2 separate regions of the Homo sapiens genome follow, and region 2 is linked to region 1. A link is a loop called in an ENCODE intact Hi-C map of the cell type or tissue named here. Cell type or tissue: gastrocnemius medialis. All regions are shown on one strand. Links, peaks and the distances in the headings refer to the core of each region. The heading gives the core; the rest is flanking DNA. Region 1 overlaps LNCOG (lncRNA osteogenesis associated). Region 2 overlaps BBS10 (Bardet-Biedl syndrome 10).

What was found. A loop is a pair of places that touch in the nucleus more often than their neighbours do. Peaks named below come from ENCODE experiments on the same cell type or tissue, not always from the same donor. Only the 100,000 strongest peaks of a DNase experiment are listed, where the experiment ranks them.
Region 2: a loop joins it to region 1, with 7 times the contacts of the local background. A loop is called at or near these places in 13 of 110 quality-filtered maps.

Annotation. Positions count from the first base shown.
Region 1 is chr12:76,265,806-76,268,729 of GRCh38, forward strand. The region is part of intron 1 of LNCOG (lncRNA osteogenesis associated); the gene reads left to right. Among named protein-coding and RNA genes, the nearest start is that of LNCOG, 7.4 kb to the left of the region's middle. In gastrocnemius medialis, for the core only: no CTCF peak of the experiment used is centred there; a DNase peak (open chromatin) is centred at 1,216; H3K4me3 peaks cover 303 bases; H3K27ac peaks cover 1,942 bases.
Region 2 is chr12:76,341,911-76,344,780 of GRCh38, forward strand. BBS10 (Bardet-Biedl syndrome 10) reads right to left here. Exons shown (of 2, transcript NM_024685.4): 2 at 2,564-2,870. Among named protein-coding and RNA genes, the nearest start is that of BBS10, 5.1 kb to the right of the region's middle. In gastrocnemius medialis, for the core only: no CTCF peak of the experiment used is centred there; no DNase peak of the experiment used is centred there; H3K4me3 peaks cover 354 bases; H3K27ac peaks cover 2,265 bases.

The DNA of each region.
Region 1 (2,924 bases), core at 184-2,683:
CAACATCATCAGGAGTGATTTTATTACATATTTGTAAGGCATTTTACACCATGATGCTCTTAAATTCTGTGTCTTTTTTTCTATTTTACTCTATTAGCATTAAAGCTCTTAAATTCCGTAGGCAGCTGTGATGGTTAAATTTTTGTGTGTCAGATTGGCTAGACCATGACCATGACCACGATCATTGGCATGACCATTTGTTTGGACAAATACCAGTCTAGACGTTGATGTGAAGTATTTTGTAGATGCAGTTAAGATATACCACCAGTTGACTTTAAGTAAAGGAGATTACCCTTGATATTGTTGGTGGACCTCATACAATTAGTTGAGGGCCTTAATAGCAAAAACAGATTGTTTTGGGGAAGAATTTCTACCTTAAGACTGTAACATAGAAACCCTGCCTGAATTTCCAACCTATGGAATTGCCCTACAGATTTCAGATTTACCAGCCCCCCACCACCACAGCCTTCTAAATATTCACATTATTTTCAGTGTTCAATTTTTGCAGTGTATAGTAGCTTGCTTCATAACAAACTAGTAGTATATGTTCGCTTCATTGTCAAATCCACTTAATTAACATATCATCATGATTTGCATTCTTTGCCCTTTAAAGTGTTTTCCTATTTTTCATTAGTTCTTAGTCATTGTTGCACAGGAAATCTTCTACAACTTGCCGTTCTGTTTTTTAAGTCATATATTGTTTTGATTCTGATACTGTATTTTTCAAGACAGATAGCAGGATCTATCTTCTGTAATAACTTTACTTATAATATTATTGATTTCAACAGGCACTTCCTTTTCTTCCTTTCCCTCTCTTCATTGTTACCTATAAGGGCAGCTTTAACTCTTCTCAAAGAGTGAAATTAACCCCAAATTTCAAAATAACAAAAATGTACACAGTAGACATGATAGTGCTGGGTAGGGGCTCTGAGACATAACCAATGGTCAAAAAGGTTTTTGCCACTATGTGAGGTTTTTTCCCACACTGGCAAAAGAGCTTCTGTTTTTCAGAGCCTTTTAAATTTTATAATTGTGGAGAAAGGATTATGAATCTGTACCTGTCTCCTGCTAAAATGTCACACATTTTGAAATGTACTTGTCCTTGTTTGACTAAGCATTAAGACAAAGTGTTCTCTGCAACGAGAGCTCTTCTTGCCACCCACTTGTGTTACACATAGTACATTAATGAGGTGACTGTGATCTCATCCTCCTGGCTTGCCTTCCTTGGCTCAGATTCCAGAGAAGCAGCCGTCAGGTCCTCCAGATCCTTTGGGCTGAGCTGACTGATGACCTTACCATGGGACTCACAGCTCCTTGCTGCTCCAACATTTTAAGTTCTGGATAAGCTAGTACCCAAAAGGAGTCCTTTTTACTACCAATACCAAATCCTCCAAGAGCTTCCCTCACTCTCTTAGGGCCTCTACTGCCCAAATGCTGGTCCCCAGTGAATATGCCTTCTCAGTCCCCAACTCTATGCCATCTGGTAGGAATATAGGGAGCTGGAGGGATTTATGGCTAAGGGATCCTGCACACTTGAATTCCATCTGTCCTGCAGTAAACGATATACACAGAAAAGGATGGTGGGCAAAGAGGCACGTTCTATTTAGCTGGGCTCTGGCTCAAGCCCCAGTGTAGAGTCTTGTGAACTGGAGTAGACCACATGCAACTTGGTGAACGTATTTTGCCTAGACGAGGCTGAGCTCTTAGGCTTTTGTCTCAGGCTCTGGCCCTGCAAAAGAAAAGGCATCCTGAAGCCTACAGCATGGCCACACCCTTCCCCGTTGGGAGTGAAATGAGAGGAAGTGGAGGGAGCACGAGGAGCTGCTAAAATCTAGTCAACTGCATCTCTGTTTTTTATCTTTGACCCATTGTTCAATAGGCTTAACATCCAGGCCCATCTTCTCTGATCTCTTAGGATAAAAAGTGCCCAAAGAGTCAGTGTCAGCAGAACATTTTTGCACGAACTGACTGGTTTAATGTTTTCCACTAAGACTGTAAACCCCAAGAAGGGTTCAGTGACCCTTCTTGCCCTTGATGGTGTTCTTGAGGGAAGAGCAAAGGTAGCAGGAATGTGGAACTCTGAGCTGCTTATGGCCAACCTAGGGGATGCTTTATGAAGTGATGGTTGAATAAATTAAAATGGAACAAGACTTCCTATAATCACAATCATCGTCTATCTCAGAATGTAGCACAAAAGATACCACTGAAGTTATTTGCTTCCTTGCTACCTTGGAGGAGAAACAAAAATCTCTCTAGCTTTGAGCTATGGCTAACTGAGGCAGTAAGAGGTGTAAATGCTGTCTTTGGAAACCTGGGATCCAAATAAATCCCAACTTCCTTTTCACTTGTGTTCCCTTCTCTACTTTGGGAAGCAAATCAGAGACATTGAAGATGGTGGCACTGCCAAATATATCAGACCTCAACATGTACTCTGTAGTAAAGTCTACCCTTCAACAAAAAAGAGCACTACCACAAGATATTTATTCTTATCTTACTCTCTGAATTAAAATCCTGACCTGAGGCACTTCTCTGTCTGCATTATTTTCAGAAGAGTCTAGATCTGAAATCTAATTATATTGCATATTAAAACACCAATATTGATGTTATTCCATCAAGCCCTGTCATACTTTGCAGGCTACATCCTTTTGGCCCCGATTTGTCTTCATTCATGTTACTTGAATCATCTTGATGAAATGCTCTGAATCTGTCTGGGAGAAAGTTTATTTTGATATCTGATCTGATCCAGACCTATTCTCAAGTCCCTTTGAAAACTCACTGGTAATATGCAGTCATTTGCTAATTGAAATTTGACCAATAATTAGCCAAGGATATTCTTTTGTTCAATTATCTTATGATAGCTGGCCAGATGCAATGGCTCACGCCTGTAATCCCAGCACTCTGGGAGGCCAAGGCAGGCGGATCAC
Region 2 (2,870 bases), core at 371-2,870, 76 kb after region 1:
TCTGAAACCCGTTTTGTATTTGAAGCCAGCAGGATTTGCTGATAGATTGGTTGTGGAGCATGAAGACAAGTCAATGTGTTTCTTAGGTTTTTGTCCTGAGCAGGTGGGAGGTGGGTGGTACCATTAACTGACATGGGGCGACAGTGGGAGGGCTAGGGTTAGGAAATGGGAAATAGCAATTCTATTTTGGGCACGTTAAGGGTGAGCATCCAAGTGGAGACTGGGTTGGCAGGTGGATAAATGAGTTGAGAATTCAAAGAGGTCTAGGCTGGAAATATATAATTTGGGATTATCAGCATCTATTGGCACCCAAGCCATGGATGGATAGGCTCTCCTAGGAAGCAAGTATAGGTAGAGGAGGGCCAGGACTATGCCATGGGGAACCGGAGCATGAATGGACTGGAAAGAGGACCATATATTTCATTTGATTTCTCTTGTTCTGATTCCACGCTTACTGAGCAAGCACCTGATTATTGTTTGACTTCCCATAGAGATCCACACATAAAGGAAAGATTGGCCAAATGGACTTGGAATATTCTAGTTCCTGGGAGAGTTCTCACTGTAAATAAATTTATCACATTCACAAGCTTAGCGTGAGTTAGCCCCTGAGACAAAGCCATAATCAGTGTGCTCACAAAAATCTGATGGTGAGTCTGCATAAGGGAGAGCCAGACCCTGCACTGTGGAAATTCCCCCGAGAATGAAGCACTGCTTGCTGGCACTCTTTCACAGCTCACACCTCTTTGCAGCCTGCCTAGTGAGAATGTTCTCATATTTCCAGAACTGGTGAGACAATCCTAAGCCAGGTGTAGCTAAGAGAATATTCCTTTTTTTCAGGTGTATATCTTTTATTGTCAAAGTTCTACTTATTTGTCAGGGTGTCTCACAGTTTTTCTTCCATGCTGATCTTGCATTTCCTTAGATCAGGGTCCTTATTACTTAATTACTATTTGGAGAGTATTCTCTATGTGCTTGCACTAGATCTATTTTAAAATCTTATTTCATTTTTATATAGGTAATATTCAATTGGTTCAAAAATCAAAATGACATTGAGAAATCTTCCTACCTCCTCCTGATTGATTGGTATCTCCTCCCCCACCCCTCCAAATCATTGCCTCTCTTTGTGAATCCATCTAGCTTTTAGGCTGTTAGCAATCTTTTGCTATGACAAAGTTGCAATTAATAACTATATATACATACATATACATGGTTTGTGAGCTGTAGTTTTTGTTTTCTCTGCTAAGCTGTGAAGATGAGAAAGACATATTCTACTTCTTTTGGGAGAGGAGAGGCAATTTCTGATAAAAGTTCAGGCTCAAACTGCATTCTTCTTCCCCTTCCCTTTTAGTCTGAAATGTGGATAACATGGCAATTCCTGTACAACATGATTAAATAGCATCCCTGGCTGAATCAGCTCAAGGATGTTCAAGTTTAACTATTGCTTTGAAAATAAAAATGGCTCATGCTGGCCCAATGAGAAAAAATAAGAAGGTCTATAAAGGTTATTGGAGAAAATGTGTTTGTGGGAGGTGGATCGACATGTAACTTAATAATAAAAAGAAACGCAGTTGAGAAGTTAATGCGTATTTGTCTTTTCCCTCCCATGGTGTAGCAGATTGTATTTTCCAAAGATAGCTGCCTCAATATATCCCATCCCACATGCTCTTATGATGTGACACTGACACTGTTCCCATTGAGTGGTGGGGCCTGCATTCTTCTCCTTTGAACCTCAGGTGATGCTTATGACTGCTCAAACAACAGAATGCAGTGAAAGTTGTCCAGTTAAGCCCAGTCAACCCCCAGAACCACAAGTAAATAACATAATGATTCAAAAAAACTAAGTTTTGGGATTATTCATTATGCAGCAGTAAAAAATAGAAACATGATCTTGATTTTGATTTTAACTGGCCTTTACATTTTCCTTGGTCTTGATTCTTTAATTTTCATTCAGATTTTACTGTAATTTTGTCTGTTCCTTTTCTTGGGTGGGGATGGTCTGTTCTTATTGCAGGTCACTTCACATCCTTTGTGGTAGAGGGTATAAGTATAATGTAATTACATTTTTAAAAGTGCTTTCCTATCTAACTCAGTGATGTAAACTCTCTAGTGTTATTCTGTAAATAAGGATAAATCCATGAAAGTTTTACCACCATTTTTGAGGGGTTTCTTTTAATGAAAAGGAAAAGGATTACTTTGTGTAGATCTGTTCTACACTTTCTGCTCCTCCCCAAAATAGATCCTTTGCCCATGAAAGTTTATAGAAATTATAATCTCATCTATGAGGACCAAATGACAGATTCATTCAACAAATAGGCCCTCAATAGGCATCTATTGTGTGTAAGATATTAGACCAAGTGCCAAACGTACAAAGACCCAGTCCTACCTCAACAGGGCTCCTGGACTAGTGACTATACCTATTAAATGCTTATCATATGCAAAGCACTGGGCATGTCTGGAAGTCATTAAATGCTTACAGTAATGGAGGAGTGTTTTAAACAACCACAAAAAAAGCAAAGTGACCAAATGACCTGAAAGGCAATTAAAAAAAAAATGAAAAAAATTATGCAGCAGTTTTAAAGTTCATTCATCCATGAATTCAGCAAAAGAGCTAATTTATTCTCTCCATATTCACAGAAACAAAATAATGCATCATATAGCATAAATGTTTAAAAAATCAGAATTACATTTAATATAAAAAATTTTGATATTATAGTTTTTAAAATACATTAGTCAACACTTATTCAACTATAATTAAAGTTTTTTTTCTTCAGTCAATCCCAAGTAAGAATCTGTTGAATAAGTAAACTGGAAACATGTATTTAAAGGAATGAATTAAAGATAACACTGTTTTGTTCAACAAGCACTTCTGA